Regions from separate parts of the Homo sapiens genome. Here region 1 is linked to region 2. A link is a loop called in an ENCODE intact Hi-C map of the cell type or tissue named here. Cell type or tissue: HepG2. All regions are shown on one strand. Each heading gives the region's core, and the rest is flanking DNA. Links, peaks and the distances in the headings are about the cores only.

Region 1 (15,660 bases), core at 2,701-10,700, 190 kb before region 2:
GGAAGGACACACATGGTGAGGAACTGAGGCCTCCAGCCAACAGCCATGTGAGCGAGTCATTCCAGAAGGGGATCCTCGAGCCCTAGTCGGGCTTTAGATGACATGACAGCAGTAGCTCCTGCAACCTCGTGAGAGACCCTGAGCCAGACTAAGTCACTCCCAAGTTCCTGAACCACAGAAACCGGGTAAGATAAACATATTTGTTGCTTTTTTGGGATAACTTATGTGACAGCAGATAGTCAATATATTATTGTATTATCACATTGAGAAAAAGTGAGAAGAAGGGTGCATAATGCAGTGGTATTGGGTTATCTCATACGGTCCTTTTCTTAGAAAAACATTCATCCTAGTTTTATTGGTGGGTATCAATCAAGAATCAATCTTTATTGCACAATCAAGGATGTGTAATAAAGAACAACATGATTCAGAATTTCATTGTAAAAATGAGCTTCGTCCGGGGACACAGTTAAGTTCCTTAGAAACAGACTGCTCTCTCTGGGGCTTGCCTGCATGCTTTGTGAGGCGGGACCAGAGTGACCTTTTCTCTAGAATGAATTTGGCTTGAGTCTCTACCAGGTGCCCTGTGTAGTGCAAGGTTGCCCCATTCTGGATGGTGGGAAAGTGAGCTACTCTCAGGCCTACGTGGGCTTCGAGATGGTTCCCTCTGCTCCTCCTGGGTGGTTCCTTCCCTGCCCACATGCACGTGCTCATCACACCTGACTCTGCTGAAGACTTGAGGCGGACCCTCTGAGATCTCCGGGGTGCTCTCCGTGCAGCCCCCTCCCGCCTGGCACGCCACCCAGCAAACTCAAGCTGTGCTGGCTTCTCCACCTCCATCTCCTCAAGTCGGGCTGACCACTGGGCTCTGTCTGGCTTCCCCTCCCTGCTGTGGTCTGGAAACTCTCTCCAGCGCAAGCCAGCCGGGGGCAATCGTAGATTTCATCTTGTTTGTTTCCACTCCCTCCCAGATCATCGTCACATGCTTCTTGGGGCCAATAGATGGAAACCATTATTTCAGACATTTTTTTCTGTTTGTTTGGTTTTTGTTTGTTTGTTTGAGTTGTTTCAGGCAGGTGAGGAAATCCGCACCTTGTTCCTCCATCTGCCTCTCTTCCTGTGGAAGATGGGGTTTGTGATGTGTTGTGATGGCTTCTGTGAGCCTGGGTCACTGTGTGGCCACAATGACCAAAGCCCCTACTGACCCATGATGGGCTCAGGGTGGAAGCAGGAGCTGAACCTGTCTATTGTGAGCCACTGAGACTTGGGGGACTGTTTGTCACTGCAGCGTAACCCGGCCCAGTGCTTCTCGAGCTTAAGTGTGCACAAGCAGCAGCCGGGAGGCTTGTGAAAATGAAGATTCTGATCGGAAGGTCAGGAGTGGGGCCTGAAATTCCCAGTTTCTCACAAGGATCCAGGTGATGCTGATGCTGCTGGTCCAGGGACCACACTTGGGGCCGTGAGAGTGTAGCCCATCCCAGGCCATACCTGAGCCCAGGTCTGTCTGACTCCTTGATTAGAGGAGTGGTGTCTGAGACAGGCTTGTAGCGTGGATGGGGTGTGATGGACAGACGCTGGGGAGGAGGGCAGGGCCCAGCGAGATCCCCCTGGGATGCCTGGTGCCCAGAGCAGCCCTGCCCATAGGGCTCACAAGTATCCAAGAACATTCCATGTTAGGGAAGAACAGAGGTAGAAGCCTGGAGTGGGGAGGGGGACTGCAGAGTGAGGCAGAGGGAAAGCCACGGCCAGGCGGCCTGGGTCCTGCGGAGACAGCGATTGTGTCTGACTCAATGCTACGCTCTGCTTTCACAGCCACGGGCATGTTTCCTGCTGTGCAGGGGGGACTTTAGGAGCAATATGCCCAATCTGGACTCATTCCCTCTCCACCACCTGCTTTTCTCTCTTCCCCCTTTCTCTGTCCATGGCCCTATCATCTGCAGGTCTCGAGACATGCCATTCTCTGCCTTAAAAACCCTAACGTGTCCCATCACACTTAGAAGAAAACCTGAACCCCTCCCATGTAATGTGGCCCTGCCTCCCCCCTGACCCCACCAGGTCCCATAGCCCCTTGTTCCCTGACTCCAGCCACACTCGCCGGCAGTTGATCCAACACCGTGGCTTGGTCCAGCCTCGGGGCCTTTGCACCTGTGCTCTCTGCCCAGCATACCGTTCCCAGGGGCCTCCCGACAGCCCCTCCCACCTCCTCAGAGATATCCCTGCCCAGGCACTAAGCCAGGGATGTCCAATCTTTTGGCTTCCCTGAGCCACACTGGAAGAAGAAGAAGGGTCTTGGGCCACGCATAAAATACACTCACGCTAATAATAACTGATGAGCTAAAAAAAAAAATCGCTAAAAAAAAAAAATCTCATAATGTTTTAGGAAAGTTGAGGAATTTGTGTCGAGCCTCATTCAAAGCTGTCCTGGGCCATATGTGGCCCGCAGGTCGTGGGCTGGACAAGCTTGCACTAAGCTATTCTCCTTCACTTCACCCCCTGAGTGCTTCCCCACCACGGTGTCCAGCTTTATTTCCTCTGGAGCACTGATCTCTCTCTGGTATGGGCTTGTTCATTTATCTTTTTACTTCTTATTGTCTGTCATCCTCTCCCAAGTGTGAGCCCCATGAGCAGAGGGGCAGAGGGATCTTGACTGCTCAGGGCTCTCTCTCCCCAGTGCCTAGAACAGTGCCTGGCATCTAGCAGCTGCTCCATAAATGTGCTGAATGAATGAATGAATGAATGAATCCAGGCTAAGAAACAGCTGTGCCTGGCAAGGGTGGGCCATGAGTTGGCTGCCCCCTTGCCCACCCAAGTTCTTGAGTATCCAGCTACCTCTCAATTAGCAAAATGCTTTCGCTCCGGCCCAAGAGCACCAGTGTGAGATGGGTAAGAGGCTGGGTGCCTTAAACTGGCAACCCCATTTTAGCCACATTCTAGTTTGCATTCACAGCAAACTGGCTCATGGGACTGCCTGAGCTGCAGCTTGTCCTGTGTGTTCCCTGGTGAGGTCCATGCTCAGCAGGCCTTTTAGCTAACAGATAACATTTGCTCAAATATTTATCAAGGGCTCACTCCAAACCAGGCCCTATGCTAGGAACTGGATGGCACATAAACCTCTGAGGGTGAACTCAGATTCATGGACAGGAACTGCCTAAAGGGCTGCTGGGAAGAACTCTGAGGCTGCAGCCAAGTTCAGTAACAAAAAGTATGTGGTTGATTGGTGATGTCTGCTGTGGCCAAGAACAACGGGTGCGGGAGTGGCAGCTCCCAGGCCCGACTCCAAGGGCTCACCTGATGTGATAGCGTTGTCTCTCTTTAAGTTCTCGCCCTCATTCTTCAGGGATGTGATTTCTGAGTTCCGCTCTGACAGGGTCTGGCACAGCACCTTGCTGTAGCCTTTCTGTAGGGCACTGATCTGTGGGAGGAGGTGGCACAGTCAGAGGGGGGCTGGCCCACGTCTGGGAGACACACAGGTACTTCTCACAAGCTTGACAGAAAGATTCAGATTGAGTTTTGGCTGGGGTGTTGGGGAAACCAAGCTTTTTAGTTTTAACCAGTGGAAGGGACAGGGGAGGGCCTGTTCCTTCAAGGACCACCACTTCCTATGTCATCAAAACATGAACCTTATCTTTGTGCCCATAAAGGGGCCCAGGCCTGGCTGCCACTGGGGACACCTGGTTTCTTAATGTGCCTTCTGATGACCTTTGGACTCTCAGCCATAAACAGATCACCTGTTGGTTCCAGGTCGCCCAGTACTGACTGGATACAGAGCAAAGTTCAAGAGAGGGAAGCATGTTATAAAATTAATTCCCTCAAATGATAACAATAGGTTATATCTCACAGAACACTCTAGAACCTACAAAGCCCACTCACAGACACTACTCCTTCAACAGAGCCTCATGGCCTCTCCACAGAAGGCTCCTGGGAATGCTCCCGTATTAGTCTGTTTTCACGCTGTGATAAAGACATACCCGAGACTGGGAAGAAAAAGAGGTTTAGGCCGGGCGCAGTGGCTCACGCCTGTAATCCCAGCACTTTGGGAGGCTGAGGCGGGTGGATCATGAGGTCAGGAGATCAAGACCATCTTGGCTAACACGGTGAAACCCTGTCTCTACTAAAAATACAAAAAATTAGCTGGGTGTGGTGGCGGGCACCTGTAGTCCCAGCTACTCGGGAGGCTGAGGCAGGAGAATGGTGTGAACCCGGGAGGCAGAGCTTGCAGTGAGCCGAGATCGTGCCACTGCACTACAACCTGGGTGACAGAGTGAGACTCCGTCTCCAAAAAAAAAAAAAGAGAAAGAGGTTTAATTGGAATTACAGTTTCACTGGCTGGGGAGGCCTCAGAATCATGGCAGCGGCAAGAGAAAATGACGAAAAAGCAAAAGTGGAAACCCCTGATAAACCCATCAGATCTTGTGAGACTTATTCCCTGTAACTAGAACAGCATGAGAAAGACCAGCCCCCATGATTCAATTACCTCTCCCTGTGTCCCTCTCACAATGTGTGGGAACTCTGGGAGATACAATTCAAGTTGAGATTTGGTGGAGACACAGCCAAACCATATCATTCTGCCCCTGGCCCCTCCAAATCTCATGTCCTCACATTTCAAAACCAACCATGCCTTCCCAATAGTCCCCCAAAGTCTTAACTCATTTCAGCATTAACCCAAAAGTCAAAGTCTCATCTGAGACAAGGCAAGTCCTTCCCGCCTATGAGCCTGTAAAATCAAAAGCAAGCTAGTTACTTCCTAGGTACAATGGGGGTACAGGTATTGGGTAAATACAGCCATTCCAAATGGGAGAAATTGGCCAAAACAAAGGGGTTACAGGGCCCATGAAAGTCTGAAATCCAGCAGGGCAGTCAAACTTTAAAGCTCCAAAATGATCTTTTGACTCCAGGTCTCACATCCAGATTACGCTGATGCAAGAGGTAGGTTCCCATGGTCTTGGGCAGCTCCATCCCTGTGGCTTTGCAGGGTACAACCTCTCTCCCAGCTGCTTTCATGGGCTGGCGTTGAGTGTCTGCGGCTTTTCCAGGAGTACGATTCAAGCCATTGGTGGATCTACCATTCTGGGGTCTGGAGGACGGGGGCCCTCTTCTCACAGCTCCACTAGGCAATGCCCCAGTAGGGACTCTGTGTGGGGGCTCTGACCCCACATTTCCCTTCCACACTGCCCTAGCAAAGGTTCTCCATGAGGGCCCCGACCCCACAGCAAACTTCTGCATGGGCATCCAGGCATTTCCACACATCTTCTGAAATCTAAGCAGAGGTTCCCAAACCTCAATTCTTGACTTCTGTGCACCTGCAGGCTCAACACCATGTGGAAGCTGCAAAAGCTTGGGGCTTCCACCCTCTGAAGCCACAGCCCAAGCTCTATGTTGGCCCCTTTTAGCCATGGTTGGAGTGGGTGGGATATAGGGCACCAAGTCCCTAGGCTGCACACAGCATGGGGACCCCGGGCCTGGCCCACAAAACCACTTTTTCCTCCTGGGCCTCTGGGCCTGTGATGGGAGGGGCTGCTGTGAAGGTCTCTGACATGTCCTGGAGACATTTTCCCCATGGCCTTGGGGATTAACATTAGTCTCCTTGGTACTTATGCAAATTTCTGCAGCTGGCTTGAATTTCTCCCCCAGAAAATGGGTTTTTCTTTTCTACTCCATCATCAGGCTGCAAATTTTCTGAATTTATGCTGTTTCCCTTTTAAAATGGAATGCTTTTAACAGCACCCAAGTCACCTTTTGAATGCTTTGCTGCTTAGAAATTTCTTCTGCTGGATACACTAAATTATCTCTCTCAAGTTCAAAGTTCCACAAATCTTTAGGGCAGGGGCAAAATGCCACCATTCTCTTTGCTAAAACATAACAAGAGTCACCTTTGCTCCAGTTCCCAACAAGTTCCTCATCTCCATCGGAGACCACCTCAGCCTGGGCCTTATTATCCATATCGCTATCAGGCTTTTTGTCAAAGCCATTCAGCAAGTCTCTAGAAAGTTCCAAACTTTCCCACATTTTCCTCTCTTCTTCTGAGCCCTCCAAACTGTTCCAACTTCTGCCTGTTACTCAGTTCCAAAGTTGCTTCCACATTTTCAGGTATCTTTTCAGCAATGCCCCACTCTATTGGTACCAATTTACTGTATTAGTCTGTTTTCACACTGCTGATAAAGCCATACCCGATACTGGGAAGAAAAAGAGATTTAATTGGACTTACAGTTCCACATGGCCGGGGAGGCCTCAGAATCATGGTGGGAGGCGAAAAGCACTTCTTACATGGCGGCGGCAAGAGAAAATGCGGAAGAAGCAAAAGCGGAAACCCCTGATAAAACCATCAGATCTCATGAGACTTATTCACTATAACGAGAACAGCACAGGAAATACTGGCCCCCATGATTCAATTACCTCCTGCTGGGTCCCTCCCACAACATGTGGGATTTCTGGGATACAATTCAAGTTGAGATTTGGTGGGGATGCAGTCAAACCACATCAGCTCCCATTTTGCAAGTGAGGAAATCAAGACTCAGAGGGGTGAGGTTGCTTGCTTGGGATTGCACGGATCAGTCGGTGGTAGAGTTACGATCCAAATCCAGGCTTTAGTTGCCTGCTTCCAGTTCTTTCCACGTGGCTCTAGGAACCAGCATTAACAGCCTGAGGCCGTGGAGCATGGTAGGGACTCAGGAGCCAGACTGCCATCTGCAAAATCCGTCTCTGTGTGAAGGTAGGGAGGACACCAATTCTGTCCCATTTTTTTATTCTGTAAGTGTGGTGACAGTCGTAATTTCAGGGTTGTTGAAAGCATTTTCATAAGTTAGTACATGTAAGAGTACATAGACCATGCCTGGCTCCCCACATAGACACTAGCTCTGATTATTCTACGGTGCGTTTTAGCTTCTGCTTCTCTTGCCTGTCTCCAGGAAGGTAGACTGATAGTATTTTTGTGTGCATTTGTAAGCCTTGCCTAGGCTCACTTAAACACCAGTGTGATTGTTATTAAGAGGAGTGCAAGAATCCCTGTTAATCATCTCATCGTGTTGCAGGCATATCATAAGATATGACAGGGTGGGAGTCGGGGGGGACCCCGACAATGCAGATACGGTGTGCCCTGCACCTGGCCACCAGGTGGCGCTCACAGTCTGTTTTTAGTGTCTGTCCCTGAAAACCTTGTGGCTATGACTCGGTGGTAGAATTAACAGAAGGATCAAGGTTTCACAATTTCTACGGCCCATTTCGTGCACCAGTCACATCTTCCCTGGGGCATCTGAGACACTGGAGAAGGGGTGCTCACTAGAAGATGGAGGGACATGGGCTGCAATGTCCCAACCCTCTCCAAGGCCATACTTGCGCAGGTCTCCACTTCGGAAACTTGGAGTGAAAAAAATTATTTCACCTCTTCCTGTTTTCTGTGGGGACATGCAACTCTCCCATAAAAAGGCACTTGGAATTTTTTTTTAAAAAAGTTACAGCTCTTCTCAGCTTAATGCTTTTGTTTGTATACCAGAGGCACAACACAGAGAGAAACTTCCAGAAGGGATGGGAAAATACATCCCCCAGACTCCAGTGCTGTCTGACAGATAGGAAATGTTTCAATCTAAGTACCAGAGCTTTAGGATATCAGACTGTGGGAAAACTCCAAGTAGTCTTCAAACATCTTCATCAATTTCATGACCAAAATAAATATCCATATTGTCTATAATTGGCATAAATCCCCAGGTGTTAGTGCCTATTACACTGTGTAATAAAATGGGCACTGGGTCATAAGAAAGTTAATAGTGCTAGGAAGACTGATTGCTTTAAGATACTAATTCAGCTTCTAATTAGCACAGGCAGTGCAGGCCGCATGGCGGTACGCATTGTCTTGGGGTATTGTATCAGATCGAAGGGCTTTGAGAGCAAATCGTTATGCACACACTTTCAGGAGACCCAGGAGAATAAAGTAATCAGAACAATAAATCAACCTGCCATGTGGCTTGTACGTCTGCTTGAATGTTCTGTTGGCAATAGAATATTTAAGAGACTAAAATGTGAGCAGATGAAACTTGATTTGGATTCAGACCAACTGCATCCTTTAGCTCAGAGATGCTTTGTTATAAAGTATCATCTTTCAATTATGAGCCAAGATCAAAGTGGGGGGAGGAGTATTAATAAGTCAGAGTAATTCTTTCTTTCTTTCTTTTTTTTTTTTTTTGAGACAGAGTCTCACTCTGTTGCCCAGGCTAAAGTGTGGTGGCATGATCTCTGCTCATTACAACCTCTACCTCCCAAGTTCAAGTGATTCTCCTGCCTCAGCCTCCCAAGTAGCTGGGATTACAGGCACGCACCATCACGCTTGGCTAACTTTTGTATTTTTAGTAGAGACGGGTTTCGCCATGTTGGCCAGGCTGGTCTCGAACTCCTGACCTCAGGTGATCCGCCTGCCTTGGCCTCCCAAAGTGCTGGGATTACAGGCGTGAGCCACCACGCCCGGCTACAGAGTAATTATTTATAGATAATTTCACGGTGAAAGATAAATTTCCAGATAATGTGAGCACTTTAAACAATACCCAAAATGTGGACACAGACTCAAAGAGATGTGACAGTTACTCATCCTTAACCTTGTATCTGGACAAGACACTTCACTTAGTGCAGGAAAGCTCTGAAATGGGAGAGTTACTGAAAAAGATGGAGATCTGGTTGCAAAACTGGGTTCAGATGAGAAGAGAAAGAGGCTCCTCAAGGAGTTAGAGACATGTCCAGGCAGCTGTCTGCAGCAGTATTTCCTATAGGACCAGCTCCTTTCATTGCTCTTTCAAAAACAGGTCTGAAGGAGGGTCACTGCCTCAATATTAGGGCATATATTTGTCTGTTTTGTTGTCTACTCTGTCCCCCTCATTGGAACACAACTGTAAGAAGACAAGGATCAGGTCAACCTTGTTCTCTGCCGAATTCCCAGAGCGCAAAAGAGGGCCTGGCACTGGGTAGTCACTCAACAAACGTTTGAATGAACGAATGAGTGGATGAATGAATGAATGAACAGACACTGTCCTATTCTGGAAGGTAACTAGGCCCAGCCCTTGCCCTTGTGGAGTTTATAGTCCCGGAAAGACTCTTCGAGGTTCACCATGTCTAACCTAGGCTTTTTCCAGGGCTGAAACTGTGCACCCTGAACTGGGTACAGAAGGCAGAGGCCAAAAGCAGTGAATCGGCGAACAGAGGCCCCAGGCATGTCCACAGTTTAACCAGCATGATGCACTGAGGGTGAAATTCACCAGTGGCCCATTACTCTTTTAACAACTTTGTTGACTGATATACAATATCACTGACCACTTTTTTTTTTTTTGAGACGGAGTCTCGCTCTGTCGCCCAGGCTGAGTGCAGTGGTGCTATCTTGGCTCACTGCAAGCTCTGCCTCCCAGGTTCATGCCATTCTACTGCCTCCCGAGTAGCTGGGACTACAGGCGCCCGCCACCACACCTGGCTAATTTTTTGTATTTTTAGTAGAGACGGGGTTTCACTGTGTTAGCCAGGATGGTCTTGATCTCCTGACCTTGTGATCTGCCTGCCTCAGCCTCCCGAAGCGCTGGGATTACAGGCGTGCGCCACCGCGCCCAGCCATCACTGACCAATCTTAAAGTAAAAAAAAAAAGAATTTGAATCAAGTTTCAAGAGAAACGTACATGACTGGTAAATTCAGAAATTCCAGGTGAAGAATTTTTGTTTGATGAAATTCCCTATAAGTGAACCAGTAACTAACTGCCTTCAGGGTTTGGTAAAGGCCTCTGTGTTTGGAACACCGGGCAGTTCCTTCTCCCCACTTAGCTAACTTCCCATAGCTCTCTCTGGCTGGGGCTGGATTTGGGTGAGACGCGGTTACTGAAGTGACAGCATTGTGGGGAAATAGGAAATCGAGGTGAGAACATGGGGTCTGCGAGAAGGCGGACCTGAGTTCAAATTGCACTGCCACCTCTCACGTGCTGTGCAAGCTGTAAGCAGTTCCTGGGTGTCTCTGGGCCTGTCTTAGACTTTTTTCTTTCTTTCTTTTTGAGACAGGGTCTCACTCTGTCACCCAGGCTGGAGTGCAGTGGCGCCATCTCAGTTCTCTGCAACCTCTGCCTCCCAGGTTCAGCCTCGGCCTCCCAAGTAGTTGGGATTACAGGCATGCACCATCACGCCTGGCTAATTTTTGTATTTTTAATAGAGACAGGGTTTCACCATATTGGCCAGGCTGGTCTCAAACTCCTGACCTCAAGTGATCTGCCTGCCTCAGCCTCCCAAAGTGCCAGATTACAGGTGTGAGCCACAGCGCCCGGCCTGGGCCTGCCTTAGACCCTTCATCTGTAGAATGGATGTGTCAGAGGATTGTGAGGTTTAAATAAGTTAATCTAAAGCGCTTTGCACTAGTTCTTGCACATGGCCAGTGCTGAACAAAGGCTGATCTTGTTCTTACCATGCTAGGAAACTGCCGAATCTCCCAGTCTTGTGGATTTGTGTTCTTAACCACCATGCTCCACTGACCACGCGTTCCCTAACTCTGGGTGGCTCACCTTGGTTGGTGGTCCTGGGGCCTCCCGGGCCTTGGCCTGAGAGCTGTGCTGTACCTCTCAGGCTCTGCCTACCTGGCTTTTCAAGCTCTGGATCTCTTTCTGTTTGGCATCGATGTCTTCATCCAGAACCTGACACTTCTGCGAGATCTCCTTCTCATTCTGCCTGGAGGTGGTGGTCTCTGACACCTTCTGACTCAGCTCAGCCACTTCATTCTGCAGGTTTGCTATTATGACGTCTTTGTATTTGGATTCAATTTCATAATCTGAGAGACGGCTGACCTCTTTTCCCAGCAGCAGAATTATTTCATCCTGGGTAGAGATCAGATGGGAGGCTTACTAGGTGTGGGCCTAGGTGTGAGGCTGAGCCCATTAAAAAAAAGTAGGGGCCGGGTGCGGTGGCTCACGCCTGTAATCCTAGCACTATGGGAGGCCAAGATGGGTGGATCGCCTGAGGTCAGGAGTTCGAGACCAGCCTGGCCAACATGGTGAAACCCTGTCTCTACTAAAAATACAAAAATTAGCTGGGTGTGGTGGCAAGCGCCTGTAATCCCAGCTACTTGGGAGGCTGAGGCAGGAGAATCGCTTGAACCCGGGAGGCAGAGGTTGCAGTGAGCCCAGACCATGCCATTGCACTCTAGCCTGGGCAACAAGAGCAAAACTGTCTCAAAAAAAGGTAGGAAAATTATAGTGTAATTATTTTGGGAAAGTAAGGGCAGGCAGGCAGGGAAAAGGCAGACTTTGAGGCTCTCTGTCACTTGGCAACTCATAGAGACAAGAGTTTGGTTAAAATGATTACTTGCATACAGACTTCTATAAGTCATGTGTATACCTTAGAGCGACAGAAACTTTCCTTTCCCCTAAAATTATACTTTCATATTAAGAACCACCATCCCACTTGGGAATTTTTGTTGCCAAAAAGTTTATTTATAATATTTTTAGGAATCAACTTACCAGGCCTCAGTCTAACATCTGGGGACGAAGGAAAGGTAATTAAGGAAATGACTCTATTCAACCACATTCTGACTATAATGGGGCTATTTAACTTTACAAATTTAATACATTCTGAAATAGCTTTTCCCCTTTCCTCTCTTCTGTTATTCCCTGGCTCTTTTGGTTATTCACATAAAAATTTATTCCAGGTAACTGAGTCATGAAAAATAAATGAGAGGGGAATGGTGATTTATGTATATAGGCTCTTGTAAATTTCAGGCTGGAAAAAACTTTGGGCTTGGCAGGCTGTACCCACAGGTATCATTAACCCAGTCCCCCATCTCTCCAAAAGAAAAAGCACCGTAGCCGAAGAATTTGTTAGGTTTCCCAAAAAAGGGGGAAAAAATCCCCCAAACTTCTCACCAGAACGCATCAATAAAATATCAGGAAGATTGAGAACAAAAATTCCCCGATGTGATTCATAGGCAGCTACAGAGTTCCTGATCAGTTACTTTGAGAGGAAACTGCTCTCCATGCAATTTTCCACTGGTGGGAAGGAAGCGGGTGGGCAGTTTCTAGGCCAGCTCATTGCCTGGAGAGCTCGACCTTCTAGCTTGCTAACCTGGGGAACCACAGGGTTTTGGTCATGATGGAGCCCAACTGCTGACCAGGGTCTGTCATTGGGTCCCTGTGAGTGCTTGTGGCAACATTTCAAAGGACAGCCTCAAACAGAGTCCATGCTCTGGGGCAGCCCTTTGCCTTATCCAATATGAGTTACCCGAGGGCTCCATTTCCAGCCAGGTGTTTGTTCAATATCCACACAACAAACATGTATTGAGCATCTACTGTGTGCCACGCTTGTGCTGGGCACTGAAGTACAGAGAAGCCTGCAGCTTATGGTGCACAGCTATGGTTCCTGCCTTTCTGGTGGGGACCCTGTGACTTCCTTGAGGGAGCACCCCTGACCCTTCCACACGGTCTTGGTAGGAGGGTCAGTTATGTGCCCTGATCCTTCCTGTCCCACCTGCCTTCCTGTCCCACCTGCAATTGACCCAGCCTGGTCAATTGGCATTTTCTCAGAGATTTCATGTATTACTTAAAAGAGGAAGAAGCTCTTGCTTCCTTTTGGATCATAAACTTTAAACTTACAGACTTCAGTTTGTCTACAGTCATGTTTTCCAACATAAGAAGCCAGCCTGCTGCAAAAGCAAAACTATGAGGGAAACAGTGGAGAAACTGATAGCGGGGGAGGGGAAGCTGATCATTCAAGCTCCTGGATCCAGTCATGCCTGAAGCTGGTTGGCTTTTACATTTTCCAATAAGATAAGACAATAAATGCTTTCTTTCTTTCTTTTTTTTTTTTTCCTTTTTTTTTTTTTTTTTTGAGACAGGGTCTTGCTCTGTCACCCAGGCTGGAGCACAGTGGTGCAATCACAGCTCACTGCAGCCTTGATCCCCTGGGCTCAAGTGATGCTCCCACCTCAGCCTCCCTAGTAGCTGGGGCTATAGGCAAGTTCCACTATGGGTGGCTCGTTTTTTTGTTGTTGTTGTTTGTTTTTTGTTTTTGTTTTTTTTTTTGCAGAAATCGAGTCTTACTATGTTGCCCAGGCTGGGCTTGAACTCCTGGGCTCAAGTGATCCTCCTGCTTGGCCTCCCAAAGTGCTGGGATTACAGGCGCGAGCCACTGAGCACAGCCTATTTTTTCTTAAATCAATTTGTTTATTGTCACTTGCACTTGAAGGAGTCCTGACAAGTCAGGGCATAAATATTTCATAAATAGTAAAAATTTAGAAACGTGGTTGGATCCTATTTCCAGCTTAACAACTGTGGTGGATTAAAAATGGCTACAAATAACTTTGCAGCTTCTGCCATCAAGCAGTGGAGTCTATTTTCCCCAGCCCCTAAATCTAGGCTGGCCCTGTGATCTGCTTTGACCAAGAAAAAGTGATAGACATGATATTGGGTGGTCTCCAAGCAAGTTCTTAAGAGGCTGTACAGCTTCTGTCCTGGCCCTCTGGAAACCCAGAGGCCACTGCACTGCTATGAAGAAGCCCAGGATGAAAAACTATGTGCAGAGAGGGCTCAAATTCCAAGTGTCCTTTAGTGGTGATTTTTAGTGGTGAGATTTTGGTACACCTATCACCTAGGCAGTATACACTGCATCATATTTGTAGACTTTTATCCCTTGCCCTGCTCCCACTCTTCTCCCTAAATCCCCAAAGTCTACTGCATCACTCTTATGCCTTTGCGTCCTCATAGCTTAGCTCCCACATATCAGTGAGAACATACGATGTTTGGTTTTCCATTCCTGAGTTACTTCACTTAGGATAATAGTTTCCAGTCTCATCCAGGTCATTGCAAATGCTGTAAATTCATTCCTTTTTATGGCTGCATAGTATTCCATTGAATATATATACCACAGTTTCTTTATCCACTCGTTGATTGATGGGCATTTGGATTGGTTCCATGATTTTGCAATTGTGAATTGTGCTGCTATTAACAGGCATGTGCAAGTATCTTTTTTGAATAATGACTGTTTTTCCTCTGGGTAGATACCCAGTGGTGGGATTGCCGGATCAAATGGTGGCTCTGTTTTTAGTTCTTTAAGGCATCTCCATGCTGTTTTCCATATTGGCTGTACTAGTTTACTCATGTAACCAAATACCACCTATACCGCAATAACTTATGGAAAAATTAAAAAAAAGAAAACTAATAAAAACTCTATAAAAACTTAAAAAAATAAATCTGTGGGAAGAAACTAAAAAAAAATAACAAACAAGCAAAAAAACTAATTCCAGGTGTCCCAACCGAGGTCCCAGACATGGGAATGAGGACTTCTGAGACCATCAGCCCCTGCCACGCCACCGGCTGACTGCAGTTGCATGAGTGAGGCAGAAGACACCAGCAGGAGAACCTTCCAAGGCAACCCATAGAATTGTGGGAAATAAATTGCTGTTTTAAGCCACTAAGTTTTGGGCTGGCTTGTTTACAGCAGTGGGTAACTGACAGAGCATCCAAACCTGACTTCCCACCTTACTCACCATTGCTGCAGATTCCTGGACATGTCACTCCCGTGTGTGACAAGAGCTCCAGGTGGTTCTGCTCCTTACAGACTCTGAGAATGGCTGCAAGGTCAGGCCCTGATCTTTAGGGGAAGCAAGGCATTGTGGATCATTGCTTTTAGTATTAGGTTGGTGCAAAAGTAGTCGATTATCATATAATTTTCAGGTTGTGGCTAAGTGAGGCAAAATCAACCTGGATCCATCCTTCCCAAGTTTGCTTCAATTTATCTGTTCTGACCTCTCTTCCTGTCTCACTCCCTAAACCTCTCTGGTTCTTTAACAAGTCTTTCTCATTTGCTTAGTCATCTCTGACCTCAGCTCTCACTTCCTCCCACTAGGGAAGTTAACCAGACCTGGGTGTGAATCTCAATTCTGCCCCTTTTACTGTGCAACCTTGGGCAAGTTACTTAAACTCTCTGAGCTCCGGTTTCCTCATTGTTAAGTGATGGTGATTTAAAAAACCTATTTTGAAGACAGCAAAGATTAAATGAGTGAATGAATGTTAAGTGCACAGGACACAGTCCAGCTCACAGTAGATGCTTAATAAACAGTGGTTGCGGAGGTCGTAATTTAGAATAAAACATTTGGTTGAATGTCTTGGGGAGTAAGAGGTGGTTTCTTGGAAGCAGGATAAGGGCACTCCTGGGCCACACAGAACAGGCATCGGCAAGTCCCTTTGCAGTGCGCTTGCTGCTGCAGCTCCACCCTTCCCCAGACCCCTCCCTCACCTTGTCCTGCTGGGCCAAGTCCTCCTCCACATAAATCTCCGCAGGGGGAACTGCCCCAGGAATCCCCTCGGCCACTGATTTTTCTGACAGTTTCATGGCATTGGTCCACACTAAGGCGTGAGATCAGCAGAGAGCACAAAAGACATCATGAGTTTCCCTGAGGCCTGAAGAAGATGTTCACGTTAGCCTTCCTGTTTGTTTCCCCCCAGAGATTGATATTTTATGTAATTTAAAAATTAAAGGCCGGGCGCTGTGGCTCACGCCTGTAATCCCAGCACTTTGGGAGGCCAAGGCAGGCGGATCATGCAGTCAGAAGATTGAGACCATCCTGGCTAACATGGTGAAACCCCATCTCTACTAAAAATACAAAAAATTAGCCAGGTGTGGTGGCGGGCGCCTATAGTCCCAGCTACTCGGGAGGCTGAGGCAGGA
Region 2 (15,660 bases), core at 5,033-13,032:
GATTGCTTGAGCTCAGGAGTTCAAGATCAGCCTGGCAACATAGTGAAAGCTCTACAAAAAAAAAATTAATCAGGTGTGGTGACATGACCGTAGTCCCAGCCACTCGGGAGGCTGAGGTGGGAGGATTGCTCGAGCCCAGCAGATTGAGGCTGCAGTGAGCTATGATCCTGCCACTGCACTCCAGCTTGGGTGACAGAGCAAGACTTCATCTCAAAAAAAAAAAGAAAAAAAAAAAAGACAGACCACAGTGACACTTGGCGGAGTATTTAATTCATGTCTGTCTTTCCCACCAAGAGGGTAGTGGTTGGGCAGGATTTTTTCACCATTACGTCCCAGCATCTAGCTCAGGGACTGCCTGCCTGCCTGGGATGGTCTTCCCCCAGATCTTTGCAGGGCTGGCTCCTCAGAATTTAGGTCTCAGCTCAAAAATCCTCAAGGATCCCCCGCACTCTACTTGAAGTCCCGATCACACTTGTCACTATCTGAAATCAATCACCCTGGCCACTGGTGTGTTTCTTACCTCCTTTCATGACCTGTGTAAGTTCTGCCACTGGATCCCCACCACCAAGGACCAGCCCTGGCTCCCAGGTGGATTGAACAATACAGTATCTGTGGTCAGCCTAGAGAAACTGGCCATCCCCAGTCTATCTTTCAGCGTCTTCTAACTTTTCTTGTCTCCTCCCCATTTAATACACACTTCCAGAGTGCTCAGCCCCTGCCGACATGAGCAATGGGCAGCGCGTCCAGCTGGGTTCCTGCCCCATGAGAAGCACACAGCCTGGTTTGGTAGGTGGGGCTCCATCAGGGCTGTTTGGATACCTGGGTGGAGCCCACAGACCAGCCCCCACCTTGTGTGGTTAGGGCTTTGCTAGGAAGGCCCATCTGTGCGCCATGACCTTGGAACTCGATGTGAGATCCCTGGACCGGCAGCAGCACCTGGAAGCTTGTTGGAAATGCTGATCTCAGGTGGGACTCCAGAATTCCCGCATCTGCACCTGCACTCCCAAAATACCTCCCCACCAGGTGATCCGAGGCCATGGGGCGGTCTGAAGGGCACTGTGCTGGGGCGTCCCACCACTAGAAATCCAGTCCGGTAATCTGAAGATGTAAGTGCCCCCAGGAGGAGTGACGGAGTGACACAAATGACACAAGGGGAGGGGACTTGTCAGGTGTCCACTCCTGACTGCAAGTTCCCAGGGCAGAAGGCAATGCCCCCACAGGGACTTTTCCAGACACTCCGAGTGCACCTGAATTGCATTTTGAGTGATGCTGCCTGCTAAGGTAAATCCTATGCTGGGAGGTGGGGGGAGGGGGGTTTGCCAACATTGCAGGGGGGTGAGGGTTGGGAGAGTGTGTAATTGTGAGGATGATCCTGGGATTTGGAGGCAGATGGACTGGGTTTGAGTCCCTGCCCTGGGATGTCTTAGCTTTACAGAGCTGGGCAAGGCCCTCCACCTTTCTGATCTCAGCTTCTCCATCTGTGAAATGGGTTCAAAATCTCACAAAGAGGCTGCTGGGAACACTAAATGAGAAAACACAGAAAAAAGCCCCCTCTGCCATAAAGTGCTGTGCAGTAGTATTTATTGTTACAGTGTTAAAATTCACTCTCGGGGAAGCGATTTGGGGCCACGGCCCTAGAAACTGCATCTTTGTTCAGAGCCAACCCATTTCCTCTGCAGCCACAAAATGCCTTTGTGTGTCAGGGCTCGGGAGATTCTCCTCGCTGGCCAGCCATTGGCAAGAATGCCAGACTCAGAGGTTGCCATTGCCCACAGGCTTTCTTCTCCTTTCCTTTCACAGCAGGAAGAGCCCTCCGGAGCCTCGAAAAGCAGAGTGGAAGTGGTGGTGCCCAGGACGCATGGGCTCTGATGGGAAGAGGGAGGTGGGCCTGAGCATGGGCCTTCTTCTCCCCAGGTCAGAGGGGCCTGGATGCCCCTGGAGGGAACACTGAGGTCACCTCTGGCCAAATCTTCCTGTTCTGCCAGTACCCAGCCCTGTTCAGTGACGTCAAGCTTTTGGGTCCCTGTCCTGGGGCCCTCCACGCTGGCCGGGCTGTGTAGAGACGCCCTTCTCTCCACTTTATTGGGTCCAGATTGTTGTGTGGCTTCTCCCCTCCTCTGCAGCCTGGGGTCTGAAAACAGCGATGCCAACAGACAGACAGATTTCCAAAAGAAAGGTCCGGCTCAGCCAAGGACAAAGGGGCCTCGCAGAGGCTCCTGGGGGTCAGAAAGCTGAGAGTCTACCAGGCAGGTGCCTTCTCCACCCACAGGCACAAGCTACAACAGCTTTCCAAGAAGTGCATCCACATCGTCCCCAGGTCCAGATGCCCACATTGCCCTGCAGGGACCAAGACCACACTCGGGCTGCTTGGACAGGATGTAGCTGGTCACTGTTCTGGAGCTGGCCCCTCTGTAGCCTGTGACAATCAGCTTGAGTCTCTCTGCCAAGTCTCCGCCTTCTGTTCTTCTTGCCGACCTTGAAGCAGAGTTGACGTTTCAGGTTTTTCCAGCAGACAAAGCTCACTCAATCTGATACTGTGGAGGTTGTTAATTTAACAACCAACCCATCCTCATGTTGAGAAACCAGCTCCAAATGCTCACCTGGCTGTCAGGGATGGGGAGCCTCATGGGTGAAAGAGGGTTGTGATGGCATAATTTAAACCAAAAGAGGCATTCGCGGTTGCCCGTGTTGCCTCAGGCCTGCTGGCCTCCTGCTGTGAACATTTTGGGCAATACTGTCTCTGCCAGTGACCCCCAATTGTCCACTTGTCTCCAGCAAGATCGAACCATGTAAGTGCCATTTCTGACAAGTTGGGTGAACGTTGGTTTCAAATCATCAGCTCTGCATTCAAGTGCCCTGCTACAATTCTGGCTCACTCTGTGGGAATAACTGCCTGCCTGGGCACGTTGCTGTTGCTGCCTCCCAAACGGCAGTTTCTGGGGTCCCAGGTCATCCAGGCTGGATGTGGCTTGGGAGAGACCTGTGGCACCAGGTTGGAGGGAGGTCTCACCTCTCCTTTCTGAGCTGTGGACTGCAGCTTCAGGACCCTATGGATGAGGCCGAATGTCATGAAGATAATGGAATTTGGAGTCTCAACAAAGCCAAGCCACATGCCAGAGATTCACCACCTGGGGCCCAGGATCAGAAGTGTGCCCTTAGGAGGCCAAACATCCACCTGTCTACCAACTAGACATTTGGTCTCAGACAGCAAGAAAGGCTGCGTTTATGTCATTAGGGGGAACACCACGGTCTTCGGCATGAGAGAGGTGTAATTCTCAAGTTCATCAGAGCTCGGCTTCCCCCATGAGAGGAAACAATTTGCCAGGTTGAAGAACACACGCTTTGAGGGTTCTCAGAGGCTGACACCTGTTGTGAATCTTGGAAACTCAAGCCCCAGTGCAAACGGCCTTGAAGGAGGTCGAGCATCATGGTTCCAACAAGTGACTCGCTTTGATAACCCGATGTGTAAGCAGAATCGCAATGCATCCGTCCTTCCCTAATCATCACGTGGCTGTCATCTGGTCAATGAACTGAGGCCCGAAGGCTTGAGTCAAACTGGTTTTCAAGGCTGTGCTCATGGGATTTATATGTTTCTTGAGCCCTGTTGGAGGCTCTTGGCAGGTCTGAACATTAAACATTTCTTTTCTTCCTTTTGCACACTGCTTCAACCTAAAGAGTTGGAGCGAACTAGCTCTATATCATTTCTGTGTTGTAAATGGGAAATTAGCTACCCCATAACTTCCCATTGTCTCCTGAGAGGTTACAAATTGTGTTACAGATATTAGCAAGTGTTAATCCTCACGATGTCCCTGGGAGGGAACCAGAAGTATCGTAGATGAAGACATCGAGGCACAGAGAGGTGAGGCCACTGGGAAGAAGCCACACAGCATAACAGTGGCAGGTCAAGAAAAGGGCTGGGGTTCTCCCCACCAATACCAAATGATTTTGCTCTGTGGAGTTTGTGTCTCGGTTAGGACATTGGTGAGCTATGTCACCTATGTTTCAGGTGACAGGGACATCACAACAAAGGTTTGTTGGGTTAACAATGTCAAGCATTTCCCTGCCCCAGACCCCAAACTCATTGCCACACTCCATACCACTGTCACGGAGTGCAGATAGTGGGGTTTGGAATCTCAGTAAAGCCAAACCACAGGCCAGAGATTCACCATATGGGGCCGTCGGTCATCCCCGATCCTGTTGTCCCAATAGCTTTCATTCTGGTGATAGGATATCTGCATCTCCTAGAAATGTGGCTGCTAAGCCCCACTCCTGCACGGATCATTCACCGGCTCCCCACTCAGCGTAGCCACTCCTGGGTGGATCGGCAAACAGCTCTTCAATACGTCCACCCCCATGTGTCACAGAGCTTTTCAGGTGGAAGGATTTTGCATTCTCCCAAGAGAGATTCAGTGAGCCAAGTCAGGACCCAAGTTCTCAGTCAAGGGTAAGATGCTGTAGCCGAGAGTTCCCCAACCCCCGCCCTGTCCGACGTCTCGGCAAGAGGCAGCACTTCCTGCACCCGGCTCTGCCAATGCACTGGGCGCTGGGGTGTGGGGTTGGGGTCCCCCCTGCTCCCGCCGGAAGGGTGTTTTAGGGAACTGTGGGCCTCCTCCCACCTTGGCAGCTCCGTTTAAGGCTCCAGGGACTGCTTGGCTGCTCCACAGTGACGGTCACTCTGAGGTGGAGCCTGTGTATCCTGGATGGAGGCAGGGCCGGACACTGTGACAGGTCCTCTGGGCCCATCTCCAGCTGAACAGGAAAGTCCATGGCCCACCCAAGACAGGTGGGCTGGTGTCTTCTCTCTCCTGGGCGCTGTGGAGCTGAAACCGCAGAGTCCATCGGGATTTTGCCCAGGAGCAAGGGACATCCTCAGCCTGCGGCCGCTATGTACAGTGAGAACGACACCTGGGGCCATCTGGCTTCTCTTCCTTCCTGGGTCTCTCACGTTGGGTCTGGTGGAGCCACCAGTTCCTTACACGTTGGTGACCTCCAGGCTGTTGTAGCCTTCCAGACGGCACTGTTCCAGCCTGCTCTGGGGGTCATCGTCTCCGCAATCTTCGTTTTGAAGAGAGCCATAGTCATCATGGAAATCGGGATCTTTGCTGCTGAAGCCCCTTCCTATCTTCCCCAGGGGCAGCTGAGAAGAGAAGAATATGATCAAAGGACAGGAAGAAGAGAAACAAGAATTAAGAATGAAGGTCTGGGAAATGTCTCCAATTCTAATTGCTCTGTGATTGAGTAACTTACTTAACCTCTGTGTGCTCCTCCTATTAGTAATAATACTCCCTGCTCAGGGAGGTTGAGGGGAGTTTGTGAATGACCATTAGGGGAGAGCTTTGTGTCCCCCTGCCCCCGGAAGGATTCAGTTGGTTACCAAGGGTGAGGACAAATATCGTTAGTCTGATTATTCCTGATTCACAAAAGCCTCCTTCTTCCCTCCTTGGTGGGTGGAGAGTTGAGGAAGTGTGTCCTGGAGACTACCTGTGAGAATGTCTGAGCAGGCCCATGAGGTCTGACTGCACTCCCAAGTCAAGGAGGAATATTCTAGACGGCCTGGTGTGGCAGAAAGAATGCGAGTTTTGGAGACTCACAGACCCAGGTTCAGATCCCTGCTCTGCCACTTCCCAGCTGTGTGACCTTGGACAAGTCACTTCCCCTCTCTGAGCCCATTTTTCTCAGCTACAAAATGGGAATAGTAGTTTCTAACTCCCAGGTTTGTTGTAAAAAGTAAAGTCCCACCAGTCTGGCCAACATGGTGAAACCCCGCCTCTCCTAAAAATACAAAAATTAGCCGGGCGTGGTGGCGAGCTCCTGTAGTCCCTGCTACTCAGGAGGCCGAGGCATGAGAATCACTTGAACCCAGGAATCAGAGGTTGCAGTGAGCTGAGATCGTGCAACTGCACTCCAGCCTGACAGAGACCCTGTCTCAAAAAAAAAAAAGTCAAGTCCCATCTGCAAAGCACATAGCAAGTGCTTGCACCGAGTAAGTCCTTGATGTACTTGATGAATAGTGACTATTATTATCACACATAGTAGGCCTTCAAAAATACTTCTCTCTTACTGCACACATCTCTGTGTTAAAGTAGTCACATTAGTGCTTTGTAACTATTTATTTGACTGCCTTTCTTTCCAGACCAGTGTTTCCAGATCTTCTTTTTTTATTATTATTATTGCTCCCTAAGGAGACTTTTTAGACAGTTTTTTCCTAATTGCACCCCTGCTGTGAAATTGTAATGCCACAGACATACTACGCCTCTGCTTCCGTACCATATGTACATTTGTGCTTTTACATAGAAAGAATAAGAATTTTTGCCACCGCCCCCACCCCCCACCAGCGCCAAAACAAATTTTCACTCCTTTGGGGGGCAATATCAGCCCCAATTACTAGAATGCACGTTCTAGAATGGAGCTTCTTAAGGGTAAAGTGGCAATGTATTCATGTTTATGAATGAATGGGGATCATGCCTTCTTCAAATGGAAGACATTTTGGATTACCCAGTTCTGCCGTCTCTGTCTGTGCATTTCCATTGAGGAATCTGTGTCAGTTGGAGTCTGTGCAATCAGACCTGAACTGCACATGTTTTCATACTGTTTGGTTGGAGTCACCAGAGGGTTCATCTTTGCTATTGGTCAGGTCACTGAAGTCGCAAATTGAAATCAGTGATTGGGGCTCAGAGTTTGGGGCTGCGCCGGAACCCTCTGGGCAGCCTAGCTGAATGCAGGATCCCCCTCGCCCCAGAGAACTCCTTTTCCAGGAGACCAAGGTGGGTCCCAGAATCTGCAAGTTCAGTAATAGCCCCAGGTGATTCTCATGCAGGCAGGTGAGACCTGCACTTTGAGATCCAGGTGCTACTCGAAGCCCTGCGGGGGCTTTGTGCACTGTACCCAAAGCATCGTGAAGGTTCCTTGAAGGTACATCCAGGGCATCTGTCCTGGATGCCCCCGTGACCCGGCCTGGCACTCCACCTTCACAGGCCAGCACAGGAGCCACAGAGCTCCCGGGAGGAGAAAAAAAGACCTTTCCCGGGTCTGCAGGACTCACAGGTAAATCCATTGAGAGACTTACCCGGCCAGCCTTGTACTTGAGACCGCTGCTGTTCTCCTCCTTTCCTGCCCGCGTGACGCTGGAGGCCCTGCCAGGGGGCGTTCCAAAACGCTCAGCCTCCCGGATGCCTGTGGAGCTGAAGAGAGGACCATTTTGAGTCAGCAGGGGAGGCTCAGTCAGCTCCCCAGACACACACACACACACACACACACACACACACACACACACACACATTGGTGACAATGACCACAGCTGCTGAGACCGACTGATTACCTCCCACGTGCCATCCTTGTGCTCAGCACTTTATAAGCGTGATTCTCACAACATGCCTGGGGCTTGGGACTGCCAGCCCAGCATTACAGGGAAAGGAGGCCAGAGACAGCAAGCAATTTGCCCAAGACGACACAGCTGTTAGCGGCAGAATCAAGATCTGAACTCAGGCTTCTGACACTCCAAAGTCTTGATCTTAACTCTTCAGTGTACTGTGAACCTTACTGCAACAGACTCCAGATGAGAATCTCAGCATGGTAGCTAATTAGTTGTGCTTGGAGAAGCATGAGGAGTCTCCCCTGCTCTGAATTTGCAATCTGTGTCCCCCACCTGGCTTTCTGCCTGAAGCTGCCCCCATGACTCCCTTCTTTGTGCAAAAGCATGGAAGCTTCTGTTAGGATTTGGCCAACTACAGCCTGCCTGCAGGTCAAATCCAGCTGGCCGACTGATTTTATAAATAAAGTTTTATTGGAACTCAGCAGTGCCCATTTGCTTATGTGTTGTCTATGGCTGCTGTCTTGTTGCTATAAGGACAGAGTTGTAGACTTTTGACAGAGATCATATGGCTCCCAGATCGTAACATATTCACTATCTGGCCTTATACAGAAAAAGTCTGCATATCAATGCTGTGGATAAACAGATTTGGGGCAAGAGGCCCGGCCTGGAGCCAGAAGTCACCACGGAGGTAGACTCATTGAAAGAAATGAAACTTCTAGGCCGGGCATGGTGGCTCATGCCTGTAATCCCAGCACTGTGGGAGGCCAAGGCGTGTGGATCACTTGAGGCCAGGAGTTCGAGACCAGCCTGACCAACATGGCAAAACCCATCTCTACTAAAATTACAAAAAGAATTAGCTGGGCATGGTGGTGCACACCTGTAATCCCAGTTACTCGGAGGCTAAGATTGAACCTCAGGAGAATCACTTGAACCTGGGAGGTGGAGGTTGCAGTGAGCCGAGATCGTACCACTGCACTCCAGCACAAGACTCTGTTTAAAACAACAACAACAACAACAACAACAAACAACAACAACAGAACCTTCTAGCATCTTTTAAGCTGCCTCAGAGAAGTTCTTCTTCTGGGGCAAATTTTGCTGAGAAAGTTCAAGGGAGGGGAGTGGTGTGTAGGAGACAGCACTGATTGAATGGCAAATGAGCTACGTTCTCAAACTCTTGGGTTCCACAGGCTTCCACATAACAGGGAGGGCCTTGCTCAGTGGTGGGTCAGGAAATGCCCTCATGAATGGCCCCTCTGCTCCACCTGGAGGCGAAATTCCCCAGGTCCAGTGGGGAAGCAGCTGTAATTGCAGAAGCCAAAAAATGTAAACTCAGGTAGCTGGCTGTTTGCTCTCTGGCACAGAGGGGTGCTGGATCCCCCAGCTCTTGGAACACTAGCAGTCAAATAAGCCTGGGAGAGCCTCAGGGTCCCATCTCTTATTTTCACTGAAGAGACAGAAGACCAAAGAGGGGGTGTGTCTTGTCCAAAGATACACAAGACACCCAGTGGCAGGGATGGAAATTGAACTTGGGCCTCTGGGATCAAGGTCTAGACCACGGCCTTCCCACTTTGGGATTTAGGGTAGGACAGTGGTCGCACGTGTGGGCTCCACGTCAGCAGCCTGGCTCAGTGCCTTAGCGTTGGCATGGCCTGGGCCGCGTGCTGAGCAGAGTGGGGTTAATAACAGAACTTCCTCGGCAGGTCATTGTGAGGACTAAATGAGAGGATACACACACACACACACACAAACACATATGCACACACACAAACACATACACACAAACACACAAATACACACACATACATACACACACAAATACACAAACATACAAACACACACAAATACACACATACACAAATACACATGAACACATATGCGCACACACAAATACACAGACACACACAAACACACAAATACACACTACATATACACACATACACACAAACATACACACATATACAATATGCCCACACACAAATACACAAATACACACATACATATACACACACACAAACATACACACATATACACACACAAGTGCACATACACATATACATATATACACATACACAAACACACACAAACACCACCTAAACATACACACATACACAACACACATATACACACACAAACACATATGCACACACATACACAAATACACAGACACATACACAAATACACACACAAATACGCACATACACACATACATATACACACATACACACACAGGCACACACACGCACATATATATATACACACATACACAAACACCATCTACACATACATACACAACACACATATACCCACATAAACATACAAACATACAAACACACATATACAAACACATACACAAACACACACACACACACACCCATACACAAACATACACAAACACATATACACACAAGCACACACATGCACATACACACATATATACACGCACATAAACATACACAAACACCACATACACATACATACACATACAACACACACATACACATACACACAAACACATATATACACAGACATACAGACACAAACATACAAACACAAACACACATACACACAGATATATACACACAAACACGCTCATACACAAACATACACATACACCCATATACACACATATAAACACATACACAAACATACAAACACACATACACATATATACACACACACACACATACCCATACATACCCATACATATACACACACATAAACATTAAGCTCTGAGTAACAATAGAAAGAGTAATTGCTACAATTACATCTTACTGTGGCCAAAGGCTTTGGGGACACAGACGTGGTTGGAGTTCCTGCTCAGCTATTCCCTCCATATGTTCTGGTGCGAGTAAAACACCTTACTGGGCCTCAGTTTCCTCATCTGTACGATAAAGTCCAGTAAGCAGCCCTGATCTTTTTTTTCCTCTGAGCGAGGGTCTCGCTCTGTTGCCCAGGCTGGAGTGCAGTGGTGCAATCTTGGCTTACTGGGCTCAGGTGATCCTCCCACCTCAGCCTCACAAGCAGTTGGGACTACAGGTGCACGCCACCACACCCAGCTAATTTTCGTATTTTTGGTAGAGACCGGGTTTTGCCATGTTGCCCAGGCTAGTCTCCAGCTCCTGGGCTCAAGTGATCTACCGGCCTCGACCTCCCAAAGTGGTGTGATTACAAGTGTGAGCCACCGTGCCTGGCCAGCCCTGGTCTTAACAAGCTACCCTATGCACAGAAAGTGGTTGTCTTTCTGTAGACAAAGGAATACGGGGTGACCTTGGCCTCCAGTGTGCCAAAATATCCTCCCTCCTTATTTTTTCCACAGTGGCTGAAATCCCCCCATCTAGGCCTTTGGATAAGATGAAAACACGAAAACTCCAGGGCATAAGCCAAGCACAGGGCCAAGGTCTTTGGAAGCTTTGAACCGACCTATTAAGTATTTCTAGTCACTTAGACCTCGAGGAAATGGTACGTTAGAAGGGGAACTTTTGATGAGGGAACGTTATGGAGAATGGGGCATCTCACTGGACTCTCCTGAGTCAATGTAGAGAACCCTGGGCACTAAATAGGCATCATGGTGCAGGAAGGAAGGTTGGGGGTTGGGAGTCAGCCTCCACCAGGTGGGCCAGCCCGAGCATTGAGTCTCAACCCATTAACCAAGGATTTACAAGGGCAGAGAGGCACAAGATGCTGTGCTGGAGAAAATGAATGGGAAGGAAAGAGTACTCGAGGGCCACCCACTACGTGCTGGGCACACTGTCAGCTCCTCACCACGGTGGCTCAGCAAACCCTCTGCAAAGCCCTGGGAAGAAGGAGTGATCATCCCCATTGCAAGCTGAAAAAACCGTGGCTCAGAGAGGGTAAATTTCTTGTCTAAAATCACACGATGATGGCGGAGGAGCCAGAATGTGGCCTCAAAGGCCCCGCTGGGTCCCATTGCACACAGGCCCACGCCTCTGGGCACTCAGCTGACCCAGTGCCTGGAGTTTGGGCTCACATTTCAGGGATGGTTTGAGGGTGGGGTGGGACAGAATCTCATCTAAGCTCAATGTGTCCTTCCACCCCCATTCCAGCGGCCTGCTGAGTGACCAGAGAATAAATGTTTTCCATTGCCAATGTCTTGGGAAGCCTGTCAGCCGAGGAGGTGGGACAGGTGACAAGGTTCTCTCATTCTATGTGTTTGAGGGTCAAGTCTATTTGAGTTTGTAATGGAATTGTTCTTCTCCATTGAAATGCTAATGAGAACGCTGGAGCAAACTGACAGAAGGGGACTCCTATGCAGCTACTCCAGAGGAAATTGACTGCATGGAGATTCTTCTGCCTCCAGATGAAGGCAGGGGCAGAAGCTCTCAGTTACTGCCGGGCATCTATGTATCAAGCAGGCTGCATACAATTTGCCTCACTGAACCTTTGGAACAAAGCTACAAGGTCGGTATGAGTCATATTCCCCTATTACAGAGGAAGAAACTGAGGCTCAGAGAGTAAAACCTAAAACCACTAGCTCATGTTCAACACAGCAAGAAAGCAGTGATGCTGGGGCTCGAAACCACATTGCAGCCATTGCCCTGCAGAGGAGGAATGGGAGGCAGCGGTGGTGGGGCTAGGGGTGGGTTTGGAATAAATCACTAATATTTATATTATTGGGTGTCTTATGATGTACTGGTTCCTTTGCCAATTGCTTTATGCATTGTCTTATCTCATCTTGCCATCAACTCTTTGGGTGGCAGATAGTGATTACCATACTCATTTTACAAATGAGGAAAGTACAGTTCAGAGAGGTTAAGTAACTTGCCCAGGGTCACACAGCCAGGATTGGTGCTGCTGGGATTTGAACTTGGGTTGCCTGGGGCTAGAGTGCCACAAGGCATTCTGGATGGGTTTATGTCTTCACCTAGTTGTCTATGAAACCAGTTTCTTGCCTGGATGGGAGCCAAAGCCTTTCTTGGATGAGCAGAGACCCTCAGAGATCTATTAAAAAAGGGAAAGAGAGAAAACCTGGAGTGGAAGCAGGCCCTGGGCTGGAACTCCACACCATCCACCTATGAGGTCTTCTCCCATCTCTGTAAGCTTCGTGAAGGCAGGACATGGATCACCCAAGTGCCTGCTCACAGCAGGTGTTCAATGACTGTGGAGGGTGGCTTTTATGGCAAAAGGGGCACTATTCTAGCTTAGATCCCAGGGGAGAGAGATCAGTTCCAGAAAGAGCTTCTGACTAGGAGTAGAGACCTGGGTTCCAGTCCTGCTCTGGTTCCAGTCCTGCTCCTTTGTGTGTCCTGTCCCTGACTCTGTTTTAGTGACAGGCCATATTGCCTTCAAGGCATATTTTTTTTGTTTGTTTTGACTCCTCCGATCCCCTGGCAGCTGCCTTTGGGTACCTCTGCTCCTTGCTGCATCCTTCCTGCCCACTGGTTTTATTCTCCAGGTCCTTAAAGAACAGTCCTATGACTGACACATTGTTGGCGCCGGACCAAGGTTTATCGGGAGATGCAGGAAGTCAGTGTGTGTCAAAGCAGATACCATGAGACCATGGCAGAGACTTCTCCTTGGCGCCTTTGGGTCATGTGCATTGTCAAAGTTGTGGGAAGAGACTAGAGATGACGTCATATTGGGACCCATAAGCTCTTGGTGAATGTGGAGCCTGGACAGAGTCATTTCCCTCTTATCTTATCATTGAGAGGTTCATTGATTTCGTCTCATTCTTGAAGAAGTCCCTGCCCCACCACAACATAAGAACCCACCCTATTTGTCCCCACCAGTCCCTTCTCTGGTGCTCCCTGACTAGTCTTAGTCCTGAACACACCTGTCACCTCATGAGTGGTCAAGAGTTTAATCAGATACACAAATGCCTGCTAATATTCAGCTAGAGCCATCTCTCCAGGGCTCAGAAAAAAGTTTGTTACAGATCATGTGGCTCCAGAAGGGAAGTCAGGGAAAGGGGATAATTCTGAGGAGAAAAGGCTTTTTCCTGTGTCTTTTGATTCATGGCTCCTGGAGGAGGGTTTTGTTTTGTTTTTCTGTTTTGTAGAGATGGACCCTTGCTCTGTTACCCAGGCTGGAGTACAGTGGCATAATCATAGCTCACTGCAGCCTCACACTCCCGGGCTCAAGTAATCCCCAGCCTCAGCCTCCTGAGTAGCTGGGATTATATGGTGCACTCCACCACCTCCAGGGAATTTTTTTAATTTTTAGTAGAGAAAAGGTCACGCTATGTTGCCCAGGCTGATCTTGAACTCCTGGACTCAAGCAATCCTCCTGCCTCCGCCTCCTAAAGTGCTGAGATTGCAGGCATGAGCCACCATGCCTGGCCTAAAACAGAGTTCTTATCAAACATTGTCTCTGTAAGAAGCACCCCAAAATGCTAAAAATGTAGAGTCCTGTGCTCTGCCAGCAGATACTTGTCCTGCAAGTCTGAGGCAGGACCAGGGAATCTGCATTTTACAATAGCTTCAATGATTCTGCTGCAAGGGTCTGTGGGGTGGGCCTCACTTTGAGAACAGCTTGGGTGTCAGCCTCCAATAGGGAAGAGCAGCCCAGGACACCTGGACCCTGCCATACATGCACAATTTTTCCTTAAGCCTCAGTTTCCCCACCTGTATAACATGGGGAGTGGCCCAGCTGCTCCCTAAGGATCCATGTGGTTTAGGGGTTTAGGACTCAGGCCTGAGTTAGAGAGCCCCAAGGTCAAATCTGGGCTCTGTCAACAAAACCAACAAACCTTTAGATAGGCTGATTAAAAAAAAAAACAAAACTCAAACTCAGATCACTAAAACCAGGAGTAAGTGAATGAGTGAGAGAATATGACTACCAACTTTATATATAAGAGGCACTATAAGATAAAAATTATATGATCAACTGCATGCCACCAGATTAGCTAACCTAGATGAAATGGACAAATTCCTAGAAAGATATAAGCTACTGAAACTGCCTCAAGAAGAAATAGAAAATCTGAACAGACCTCTAACAAGTGAAGAGATTGAATTAGAAGTCAAAAAGCTTCCCAGAAAGAAAAGCCTAAGACCAGATGGCTTCGCTGGTGAATTCTACCAAATGTCTAAAGAATAACAAACACCAATCCTTCCAAGCTTTTCCAAAACCCAGAAGAGGAGAGAATACTTCCCAATTCATGCTATGAGGGCTATATTACCCTGATACCAAAATCAGACAAAAACATCACAAGGAGGGAAAACTATAGACCAATATCCCTTATAAATATAGATGCAGATTTTTTCAACAAAGTACTAACAAATTTAATCCAGCAATATATAAAAAGGATTATACACTGTGACCAAGTGAGATTTATCCTGGGAATGCAAGGTTGGTTTGACATATGAAATTCAATCAATCAATATAATACACCATATTGATAGAATAAAGGACAAATCTAGGATTTGCCACTTACTAGCTGTGTATCTTGGGCACATAGCTTGGTACCTTTGAAGAAGTTTCTCCATCTATAAAGGAGGGATAGTGCTACTGATCTCTTGACATTGCCAGGAGGATGAAATTAGATAGTTCACACAGGAAGTATTCAATAAATGGTCATCTAACCCTAAGTGCATGATTTTAAGAAGAGAATCCACTGGGAGGGGGACTGGTTTATGCCCAGGTGTTCATTCTCTGGTCACTTTTCAGATGGGGATACTAGGATAGGTGGGCTGATGTGGTCTGCTTACCTGGTCCATAAGCATCATTAATATGCTCATTCCTGACTCCAAGCCTTTGTCCCCACAGTTGCCCCACCTGGACCAACCAACTCAACCTATTAGGCCAATGCAAGTCCTCCCAGCTACACTCCACCTGCACGTGGCCTTTCCTTACACATGCACTGCTTGCTATCTCTTCTCTAAACACCTGGGTGTTTTTTGATCTAATATACACTTAATTCAAGACCTGACTGCTCCTCTACGTCTTTCTAGTCTATGACCTTCAGGCTAAAGCACTTTGCTTCTCTGAGCCTTAGTTTCCTGATCTGTAAAAGGTGACCACCATGGTGCAAAGAACGAGTGGGAGGCAGTAAGTGATGGGCCAGGATGGGGAGCTGGACCATCTGCTTCCAAAGCCCTGAGCTGTACTGTACCCAGCAGCCCACATGACTGGATCCCAGCCCGTGCTCACTTGGCTGGGTGGAAGACGGCGCTCATCTCCTCTGCCAGGTGTCTCCGGAGGATGTGCTTCCCACTGGGGATGCCCAGGGCAGTGGCCATGGCCTCGGCATTGAATGTGGGCTCCAGCACCAGCACAGCACCATGGACGCCGCTGTTGGTCAGGTTGTCTGCGTACTCCTGGGGGCAAAGGCAGGGGACTTGTTAGCCTGCAGGGGCCATGCTGCTGGCCTAAGGGGGCCCCAGTTCCACGTG

What was found. A loop is a pair of places that touch in the nucleus more often than their neighbours do. Peaks named below come from ENCODE experiments on the same cell type or tissue, not always from the same donor. Only the 100,000 strongest peaks of a DNase experiment are listed, where the experiment ranks them.
Region 1: it touches region 2 in a loop (23-fold over the local background); 82 of 110 quality-filtered maps call a loop at or near these places.

Annotation. Positions count from the first base shown.
Region 1 is chr1:15,296,362-15,312,021 of GRCh38, reverse strand. It overlaps FHAD1 (forkhead associated phosphopeptide binding domain 1), which reads right to left. Exons shown (of 34, transcript NM_001391957.1): 5 at 15,229-15,338; 6 at 10,581-10,817; 7 at 3,286-3,409. Among named protein-coding and RNA genes, the nearest start is that of FHAD1-AS1, 40 kb to the left of the region's middle. RefSeq lists an enhancer at 5,953-7,152. In HepG2, for the core only: a CTCF peak has its summit at 7,110 (motif pointing right); a DNase peak (open chromatin) is centred at 7,111; H3K27me3 peaks cover 571 bases.
Region 2 is chr1:15,103,948-15,119,607 of GRCh38, reverse strand. KAZN (kazrin, periplakin interacting protein) reads right to left here. Exons shown (of 15, transcript NM_201628.3): 13 at 15,419-15,585; 14 at 7,067-7,181; 15 at 1,565-5,137. The coding sequence ends at 4,973. TMEM51-AS1 (TMEM51 antisense RNA 1) reads left to right here. Exons shown (of 5, transcript NR_027136.1): 4 at 704-1,281; 5 at 1,801-7,793. Among named protein-coding and RNA genes, the nearest start is that of TMEM51-AS1, 41 kb to the left of the region's middle. RefSeq lists enhancers at 6,586-7,164, 7,035-7,174, 7,165-7,744. In HepG2, for the core only: a CTCF peak has its summit at 8,590 (motif pointing left); DNase peaks (open chromatin) are centred at 8,577 and 8,827.